Regions from separate parts of the Homo sapiens genome. Here region 2 is linked to region 1. Evidence: chromatin loops called from intact Hi-C (ENCODE). Cell type or tissue: spleen. All regions are shown on one strand. Links, peaks and the distances in the headings refer to the core of each region. The heading gives the core; the rest is flanking DNA. Region 1 overlaps DOCK4 (dedicator of cytokinesis 4). Region 2 has its middle 14 kb from the start of LSMEM1.

Region 1 (5,384 bases), core at 259-5,258:
ATGCTATTAAAAATCAAATTTTCTAAAAGTAAATAAAACAAGACATAATAAACACAGGCAAAATACAAACGACTTGGAAAATATTTCCAACATGAAGGATAGATAAAATGTTAATATTTGCCAAATACTGAAGAAAAGGGGCAAAGGATATGATTGGTATAGAGTTCATCAATATATGAAAACATATCTTCACTTAGCATTCAAAAAATGCTGAAACAAAACATCCAACCCCAGTATAATTTTGGTCTATTATTTGGAAAGATTAAAATATACAACACTTAGTGTTGGAGAAGATGCTGGGGAAATAAGTATTCCTAAGACTAGTTATCCCCTCTAGACAGGGTGTAAACGATATATCCCATTGCTGAGCCATGAATCAGTGGTTACAGTGGGGATACTTTTGATTAATTCACTTCTAGGGAAATATAAGGGGACGGTCAAAGAAGTGTGCAAAGATATGTGATAGAGTGTTCACCAAGAATTACTTTCCTCTATCCTTCAGATTACAATCTCTAAATATTGTTCACCACTAAAATGAATAAGGAGTCATTGGAGAAATAGCTGCTTTCAGGTCTGGGGCAGGAGATGTTCAAGTGATCCTAGACCACCTCGTCTTACCAGGAAGGATGGTAAAGGTAAGGATGGGAGGAAAACATGAAAGTATCTGGCCTGTGATCCATTCATTTTCTTTACTGGGGAATGTCCTTAAGGGACAGAAAAGACAGGTGACTATGTCTTATCTCTTTGTCAATTGAACCTTCAAGTAAACAGACTAAAAGTAATTGCTAGGAGGAAGAGATGTTATCTACAGAATGCCCTAAAGTCCCCAGTCAAAGGATTTCTTTAAGTAAATAAATAAACCAGAATCCATGAGGCATGATTACAGAATGTCCCTGAGAAGCTTTACAACTAACTCTCTGGAGTAGAAAATGGAATGTTTCATAATCGACACTTCATAATTTAAACGTGCTTCTGAATGAGGAACCCTGTGAACCTCAGGGACTCCACCTATAATTCTGAATTATTACTGATGTGGGGAAGAAGGACCTAGCAGACGATGTGTAATGTCTCAGAAATCTCGCTGCTTTATCTGAGCATCCTGCCTGCCTTGAAATTACTAGTAAAGCTTGATGCTGGGAGGGGTCGCTGAGTCCTGCATCGAACTTGACAATCAGATCCTGTGTGTTAGCTCAGTAACAAACACTACTTGGATACTGTGAAAACAGACTCAGGAGCCATTTTGAAGATGCTCCCAACAGGCAAAGATGGAACATTTTTAAATTTAATAACTGCCATGGATTAAAACAAAACAAATATACTTATATCCATGAGTTACTAATGATCCAAAAACCAACCAAACAAAAACCCCTCCAGTCGCTTTTGTAGAATACAGCATTATCTTTCCTGTACCTCAGGGTAATCAAATATTTAGTGAGAGGACATTTCTCTTTACAGAGTATTCCAATGAGTAAATAAACATGAAATAAAATATCACCATTTTGCAACCCATAAAAGATTAATGGATCTGGTCAATGATCACCAGTGGCTGCCAACATCACACACACACACGACAACCAGTAGCACATAACACCAAGTATGAAGTAGTCTTGTGAAAATAAAAGCAAACATTTTATCAAGTCTCTAGTTCTAACTACCAATTTACAAGGAATACAGGTGACAGAGAAACATGTTATATGACTTCACTGGGATGCAGTCTGCAGAATCCACACATACGGAAACATTTCAGGATAAACAGTCTTTAGTTTCTTCAATAAAAAAATAAGGAAAGTGATGCAAGGGGAAACTTACAGATTGAAAGAGACTTAGAAGACATTTCAATCAATTGCAATGCATGGCCCTTATTTAAATCTGGATTCGAATAATAGAGTAAAAATATTTTTTTTTTTTCTGTTTTGAGACAGTCTCACTTGTTCTGTTGCCCAGGCTGGAGTGCAGTGGTGCAATCTTGGCTCACTGCAACCTCCACCTTCTGGGTTCAAGCAATTCTCCTGCTTCAGCCTCCTGAGAAGCTGGGATTACAGGCGTGATCCACCATGCCCAGCTACTTTTTGTATTTTTTGTAGCGACAGGGTTTTGCCATATTGGCCAGGCTGGTCTTGAACTCCTGACCTCAAGTGATCTGCCTGCCCTGGCCTCCCAAAGTGTTGGGATTACAGGTATGAGCCGCCATGCCTGGCCTAAAAATATATAATTTTTTTTTTTTAAAAAAGAGGGTTGAGACTGTCACCGAGGCTAGAGTACAGTGGTATGATCATAGTTCACTGTAACCTCAAACTCCTGGGCTCCAGTGATCTTCTGGCCTCAACTTCTGGAGTAGGAGGTTGCTAGGACTGCAGACATATGCCACCATGCTGACTAATTTTTTAAATTTTCTGTTTAGACGGTGTCTTACTACATTGCCCAGGCTGGTCTAAAATGCAGAATAAAAGACTTGGTAAAGTGTGGAATGAACACTGTACATTTTATGATCAAGTAATTATTGTTAATTTTTAATGTGACAATATTTCAGGTTTTTAAAAATAAATATGAATACTAAAATATTTGTAGATGAAGTGATATGACATCTGAGATTTACTTCAAAAATAGTCCAGTTGAGAGGGAGCAGGTAGACATGTAGATGAAACAAAATTGGCTTGATGGCTGTTGAAGCAATGATGGGTAAGTCAGGCTCATTATATCATTATACATTTTCTCTATTTTTGTATGCTATAACTTAAGTTTAAAAAGGTCACTGGCTGCCATGTACAGAGGAGACTACAGGGATAAGGGGGAAAGCAAATCTTTTAGGAGGCTACTGCAGTAATCAGGCACTAGGTGGCGCTATCGGTGGGGGCGCTGAGGAGTGGTTAGATTCTGGGTATACAGTATTTAGAAAGAGGCACATTGTTTTCTGATGGGCAGGATGTGGTATGAAAATATTCTCGTAATCTTTAGTTGGATTTTTAAAAAATCATTTATGGATTCTAAACTATAAATGTTTGTCTTGATTAAAAATTTTTTAATCAGCTTAGGTTTTTTTTTTTTTTTTTTTTTTTTTGAGACAGAGGTTTGCTCTTGTTGCCCAGGCTGGAGTGCAGTGGTGTGATCTCAGCTCACTGCAACCTCTGCCTCCCCGGTTCAAGCGATTCTCCTGCCTCAGCCTCCCAAGTAGCTGGGACTACAGGTGCGTGCCACCATGCCCGGCTACTTTTTTGTATTTTTAGTACAGACGGGGTTTCACCATGTTGGTTAGGCTGGTCTTGAATTCCTGACCTCAGGTGATACACCTGTCTCAGCCTCCCGAAGTGCTGGGATTACAGGTGAGCCATGGCACCCAGCTGAAATGAGCTAATTTTTTAATCAGGACAAAAACACTTTTTTTGGGTTTTGAAAATAATAAACTACAGAGGAAACAATAGTTCAAAGGCATTGATATCTTAACAAAAGTTGATAAGCTATTGGGGGGGGGGTCTGTGATTTAGAAAATAAAGGTCCCCAATTTCATCTGAAACCTTTGGTGCCACATGTTTCAGAATGAAGAACTTTTCAGATTTTAGAAAGGCAGTATAGGGCCATATATGGTATATTATGTAACCCCTAGCAGGATCTAGGGCAGGTTCCTTTAATCAAATGCATTACATTAATAAGGCTGGGCATGGTGGTTTATGCCTGTAATCCCAGCACTTTGGGAGACAAAGGCTAGAGGACTGTTTCAGCCCAGGAGCTCAAGACTAGCCTGAGCAACATCGTGACACCTCATCTCTACAACAAATCAGAAAATTAGCCAGTTGTGATGGCACATGCTTGTGGTCCCAGCTACTTGGGAGGCTGAGGTGGGAGGATCACTTGAGCCCGGGAGGTCAAGGCTGCAGTGAGCCATGATCATATCACTGCACTCCAGCCTGGGTGACAGAGCAAGACCCAGTCTCAAAAACAAAAAGGAAATATAATATTTCTACAGTGAAACACATGAACATTCACACTAAGTGAAATAAAGTTAATAAATGGACTTGCATTAGAAAAGGTTGGGTGTATTATTAGCAAATGAGCTTTGGAGCCGAACAAATGAAAACATCTCTTGGTTTTCAGATGCTGACATCTGCAGATGAGGAATTTCAATTCAACGTGATGTATTTGTATTGAGCACCTACTACCTGTCCCTGTTCTTGAAGACCTTCTACACTAGGAGTTAAACCAGGAAACCAATAGCTTTAATCGACAGTGAGGACATTCTAGGCAGCAAGAACAAGAGAAAAACACAAAAGCTGTTAAGAGTGGGCTGTGTTCAGGGAACAAAACAGCTGAATTTGATTTGTTCCATTTGACAGAACATAAGATTACATATTCTAATAAAGTAGGCAGCTGATGTTTGAAAGGTTGTGTTTAGTAATGCTCCTTTTATCATTATCAGCATGCTATTTTTTATTAGCATTGTATGTGTATATGACATTTCCAAGGGCTAGGACCATTGATGAGACTTCACAGGATTTAATGCTCTGGGTAGTAAGTAGCTAAAGGCTCTCTGAATCATTAATGCAGCATGGATGACTAAAAACACTTCTACAAGTTGGACCCATGCCATTCAGCGGGAAGCATAATAAGACTTTTTGAGCACTGCGTTTAGCAGTCTCCCCACTTCCATGGAAGGTACCAGGGCACAACATGTAAGCAGCCAGCTTTTGGGGACTCTGGACCTCAGACTGGACAAGAATACAACTGCACTGATGTAATCTGCTGAATAGAGTTCAATTTTAACTTTTAAATCCTTAGCTTAATTGAACATGATAGGCCGAGAGTAGTTTCAATGCTGAGACATTTCAGGTAAGACAAACAATTCTTGAAAAACAATTTGGTCAGGAGCTGTTCTTTCTTCTGGATTGACAGAATAGGCTTGTGACCTAAATAAGGTATGAATTACATTATATTTGCACAATTGGCACACTTCCTATCAGAGAACTATGGCAATGAAAGGGTGAGACCCAGGCTCAAAAACAAACACATTATTATTTCTGCAGTGAAACAAATGAACATTCACACTAAGTGAAATAAAGTTAATAAATGGCTATAATGGATGTAGCAAGGGAGGCTGTGAGACTGCAGGGCTATGGCTGACATCGAGGTGCTGTCGCTGGAAGAACAGCACAGACAGCTGGGTGGGGTCCCACCCTGGATGTGGCTGCCTTCAGCTGCTGCTCTCCCTGCTGTCCACAACTGGGGCCTGGAGCTGGGGTCACATTTTACAACCGGAGGGTTCTTGGGAGCTGTGGTTACCAGGTTCTACAGTGGCACCCACTGATCTACAGTGGGTGCTCCACCCAGGACTGCTCAGTGAGACTAATACGCTGCCATCCTTTCTACTGGGAACTGTAACAACACGGACTTAC
Region 2 (5,384 bases), core at 324-5,323, 740 kb after region 1:
GAATAGACCAGGGTCATCTGGCCAGGACTCTGTCAATGGGCACCAATCCCCAAAGCAAGAACAAAGCAACAAGGAGATATGAAAATAACACAAAACAACTGTTTTGTTCTGGGTAACAATAGCCTGGGGAAAAGGGGAGAATCTTGGTGCGCATGTCATTTGGACTAACTGAGGTATCTTGGAGTATATTGTGCAAACCATCATGTTGTAACAAATTTTTATTGCTTAGAAAAAAAATTAATGGAAACAAGTTCTCCTTGAGTCAGGGCATAAAAATAATTTTATTCCAGCTTAACATAATGACCCTATTTATATTCAGGAGAGAAGGATAAGCAAAAGAGATCGATCATCAGAAAAGACTGGTAATCTATCCCCTCTGTGAATGAGTTTGGCCCCAAGAAGCTGTGAAAAGAAGAGAGAGCCTTAGAACTGTGGTCAGGCAGTGTATTTTCTTTTAAGGAAACATAAAAATGTTCTTACTGGAATCCGTGCAGCCACTTATTTGGTGAAGATGACTTATCAGTAATTTTTTTTTTTTACATAGGGAAAACATTACAGAAATGTAATTCTACTTTTTATGAGGATGAAAATGATTTTTTAAAAAGCACATGAAAAAACAACACAGAAGAAAATTCCATTTGATAAATGGGTACTAGGCATATACACTGTGCCCAGCAGTGGTGCCATGCTGTGCTGGACACTACAAAGGGTGTCAGAGGCAGGGAAATCATGGTCCCTTCAAAGAGGCTTCTGATCTGGTCATGCAAATAAGCCATGTACAGGCAACCAGTAGTGATCTGTAATCATGAATCAGAAATAGCAGTTCCTCAGTGTGCCCATCCGAGTATCACTTGAGAGGCTGGAAAGACCCTGATTCTTGGACTGTGGCCTTGGCTATTCTGACTTAGCAGGCATGGGGTGGGACTAGGAATTCCTGTTATGAAGTGCTGCTGTGATGATTCTGGTGCTCGGTTTGGGTGGCTGGACAGATAACGGATTCAGAATAAACTTGGGTTCTGATTCTGGTTCTATGCACGAGTAACAGTGTGGCCTTGATCATGTTCCTTAATTCCCCTGACTTTCAGCATTTTCTTCTGTATCATGGGAGGGTGTTGCTGCTGGTAAGAATAAGGGAGTTGACACAAAGCCCTTCAGTCTCTGTGTTGTTTACAGGTCACTAAAAAATTAAATGAACTTAAATTGTATATTAAAGAGGGTGGCCATTCTGTAGATATTATTTTGAATGTTTAGGCAACACTAGTAATCTCTTGTCAAAGAACCCCCAAATATGTTCAGAAGAACATATCCCTGTCACTTCCTCCTTCACTCATTTTTATTTTCTCTTTATTTCCATCCCATTCCTGTACCTCCGGTCCCACTTGTCTTGACCTCCTCAACTGCACGGAGCTTAGGCTCCAGTTTATGGGGCTGTTGAGGGCTATTTTGATAGCAGGTTTGAGCAAGCACCTGGGAACTCCGAAGGGTGAGGGACCCGAGGAGATCCCAGGCAAGGGGCTTGCTCTACGTACTGCCCCAAGAGAGCCTGAGAAGATCTGGTTGAGAAAAGTAGTGCTGCTCGGGTCTCTGCCTAAGGGAGAGACCCTTAGGCATTAGACTCACCTAGACTCACCCCTAATGAGTCTAATTAGACTCATTAGACTCACATTAGACTCACCCCTGCCTGATCCCACCCACATCAATTACATCAGGATCCACCAAGTCCCATCATTTTGAGTGGGAACTTCCTGTCTTGAGTCTTCTTCTGAAGACGTTTTCTAGACCCTGTGATAGGAGAAGATTGACATTCCCTTCTGGGGATGGTCAGATGTCCCTTATTTGATCTAGCCGTATAAGTGACTTAGAAACAACTCTACTCTTCAGATTTAGTGGGATTAAAAATGTAATCAACCAATATTAAAATATTCAATAATCAATTGGAACCAATGACAGTCATGCACCATGAACTGAGACAAGTGATTGATTTATTCCTCAGGAGCTGAGGAGCAAAACCAAGTGTTAAAGTGAGCAGAGATAGGCTGTTATGTAGTATAGTGCAACTCCTAAAACGGCAAAGAATAAAATTTGTCTTAAATTTAGCTGAGTTTTCTGTCTTTGCAAATGAGTCAATTTGGACAAAACTTGTGTTACCCTTGAATTTCCCTCACCACTTAAGGGAAATCAAAAGAAGTCACATAATCGGTCAGAAAGAAATTCAAGGAAGCATTTACTTCTGTTTCATTTCTTCATTTTCTCTTTTTTTTCCCCCTTCAAGATTAGTATTAACATTAACATGGCTGGGAATTCTTCTGTAGACATTTGCTTTTTGGCCAGCAATGTGGGGAGCAGGATGTGAAGGTGGATAAGAACAGAGACAGCAGCCATGGCATGAAATATAGAGCCCACCTGCAAGGCGGCAGGCAGTGTTTGAAGTCTTCTTAGATGGAGGCAGGCATGAGATATTTCATGTCTTCCCAAGTGGCTAAAGAACAAATGATCTGTGAGAAATGCAGTCCTGAATTTAGAGAGTCATGATCCTAATTCTTCTTCATTTCTTGGCCTCATCTATTCCCTTTTAAATTTTGAAACTTGATTCATTTTTCATGCATGAATTCCCAAAGTAATGAGTTGTAACAGGCTTATTTCATTAGGAACATTCCTTCTGAATGTGCAGTGCTGCTGCCACAGAGCATTTATTGTTTAATGAACAAATGGAGCAGACCAAACAATTGAAAACCAGTTAATAATTCAATTAAGGCTTCTCCAATGCTAAAAATGTCTAATTTGTCATTCCCTAAAGTGATTTTCAATATCGCCAGAATCAGACTAAATTAGAACTCTACTCTGTGTCCCCTTCTCAAACCTAGCAAACTTCTTTAATATTCATAAGTCAGGGTCAGCTTCTGAATTACTGTAAACTTATGTAGAGGCTCAAAAACAGTTTTTTATAGACTCAGAAAAACACTGACGAAAGACATGAGGCAGCCTTTGACATTCAGTCTGGGACCTTTTAAAGAAAACTTTCAGTAGAGATGCTAGAAAACCCAGGTTCTTTCCATATTACTTGGTAAAAATCACAAAGGAATATTTTATAAATGTTTTCCCACCAACTTGATGCAATTCACTCTTCTTTTGAGCCTAGAACTTCATTTGAACCTCTTAGATTTTGCCTTGTAATCGTGTATTTGTGTTGTTCCCTTTGTTTGATTCTGGTCTGGGCATCCCCAGCGTGTTAGTACATTGCTCAATAACGTGAATTTGTTTAATTGAATTAAGCTTGGAAGAGTTTCCAGGCTGTCTGCATTGCCTCTGATTTGCAATTACAGCAAAGTGGTGTTCACTAATAGGAGAGGAGGGACACCTGGTGGCAGTTGGGTACTTCAAGCGAAGGAGGTCCATTTGAAAGAAAGAAGGAAAGTGAGAGGATAGAGTATGTGTGGGATACTGGAGGGAGAGCAAATGGTGGCATCAGACCTAGAACAACTGGGAGCTGCAACTGGAGGAAATGGCCATGAGTAGGCTAAGAGGGCTGTGTAGACAGTGGTGAAAACTGTGGACTTTGGAATTGAAGGACCTGTCTTTGAATCTGGCTCTGCTGCTCACAAGTTGTGTGAGCTTGGCTAAGTTATTTACCTTTCCTGGGCCTTGGTCAGCTCCTCGATAAAATGGGAATAACACTTATCTCACAGAGTTGCTGTGATGATCGAACAAAATGATGCCTAGCACTTGGTAAGCACTGGATTTATGAGAGTGGCTAATCTTTTTATTTGCAGAAAGAAGGGGGAAAGCAGAGTCTGAGGTCCAGACAAGACCTTCTGCTGGCTCTAGAGAGGGGCTGATGGTTCTTTTGGATTTGAGGAATTTTCCTCAGAAGGGAGCTCTCCAATCCCACTTTTAGGAAGGTCTGCACAAGGTAACCTTATCTTCAGGCCTCTTCTGGGAAGAATCTTCTCGTGAAGCACTAGGAATTTATTAAGCTCCAGACGCTTTCATCATGTAGACGTGCATCCCTCATGGACCTTATCTCTAAGTGGGGAAGCAAGGTTACCACACAATGGCAAAATAAGAAAGAAGACATGGTTAAGTGCCCAAATTTATGGCCCAGAAAATAAGAGCTGGAATGGTTCAGGGGAGGGCAGATATCTCCTTGAGCAGACAATAAGCTAACTGCTATCCCAGGAAAGCCCTCAGCCCCATGCAAACTGGGACAGTTGGTCACCCTACCTTTAGAGAGAATAACAGAGCCATCCAGAGAGTTTCTCTGGATGTCTCTACAGAACTGCCTACAACCTCACCCTAACTTTTAGCTTTTCCTCAAGACTCACATCGAGGTAAACTGCTTGTTTTAAGAACTAACCTCTGTCCTTAATTCAGTCTCCTATTCCTAACCCGGGACCATGTTCTATCTAGTCAATTTGTCCCTTTCCAACTGCTAAAACATTTCTCAAATCCATCCCTTCCTCCCTATCCCTACTGTCTGTGCTCTACTTAAGCCCATAATTGTGTTTTGTCCACATGATCACAACAGACTTCCCACCGGTCTCGTAGACTCTGGGTTTGTCTCTTTCGAGTCCTCATTCCACAAGGCCATTAGAATAACCTTCTTAAAAATGTAAATCTATACCCTCCCTAGTAAAAAATCTTTAATAGTTCCCAAATCCTGCTTTGTAGGTTCTTTATAGCATGCTATTTCCACGATGTCTTTGTTCAGAGAGTCCCTTCTCTTTGGGATATTCTTTCTAATCCCTTCATTTCAACATCCCTCCTGCATGTATCCAGTCTTCTCAAACAGACCCTCTAAAATGTTTTTGGTTTTGCTTCCTCAAGGAGTCCTACCCTAATATTTTCAGGCACCAGATGGACTTTGGAGTCAGGTGAACTGGATTAGAATCTCAGTTCTGATTCTTAAAAGCTGTGTGGCCTGGGAAGGAAACTTAACCTCTTTCTCAGTTCCTTCCTCTCTGAAAATGAGGGTGATAACATTGACCCTATAGTGGTTGAAAGGAGATCACGTGTTTGTGAAACACTTAGCATAACTCCTGGTTCACAGTCAGCATTCCACTGGGCTGTAACCACCACGAGGGTAGAGACCATGTCTCTCTTTTTCATCCTTGAAACCTTAGTGCCTAGCAGTGTCTGGCAGACAGAAGGCTTTTTGAATAAATGAGTAAAGAAACAGTAGCTTTTAGGAATGTATTTATATACATATGTATTTCCTACAGTTTCCTCCTTATTAAAATTGCTTGGGGATAAGAAACCTCTAATTTTCCTAGGCTTTCTCTTATTTGCAAATGCATCTGTTTACTCCTCAAAGGTGGATTGTGGATTCTTCATGAAGAAGAATGATTTAACCTGGAAAGATTAGAGATGTCAGTTGACCAGGGAAA

What was found. Peaks named below come from ENCODE experiments on the same cell type or tissue, not always from the same donor. Only the 100,000 strongest peaks of a DNase experiment are listed, where the experiment ranks them.
Region 2: it touches region 1 in a loop (4-fold over the local background); 75 of 110 quality-filtered maps call a loop at or near these places.

The regions. Positions count from the first base shown.
Region 1 is chr7:111,749,546-111,754,929 of GRCh38, forward strand. All of the region lies in intron 42 of DOCK4 (dedicator of cytokinesis 4), which reads right to left. Among named protein-coding and RNA genes, the nearest start is that of DOCK4-AS1, 56 kb to the right of the region's middle. In spleen, for the core only: a CTCF peak has its summit at 2,800 (motif pointing right); no DNase peak of the experiment used is centred there.
Region 2 is chr7:112,492,681-112,498,064 of GRCh38, forward strand. No RefSeq gene overlaps it. Among named protein-coding and RNA genes, the nearest start is that of LSMEM1, 14 kb to the left of the region's middle. RefSeq lists a silencer at 4,032-4,245. In spleen, for the core only: a CTCF peak has its summit at 3,371 (motif pointing left); a DNase peak (open chromatin) is centred at 3,301.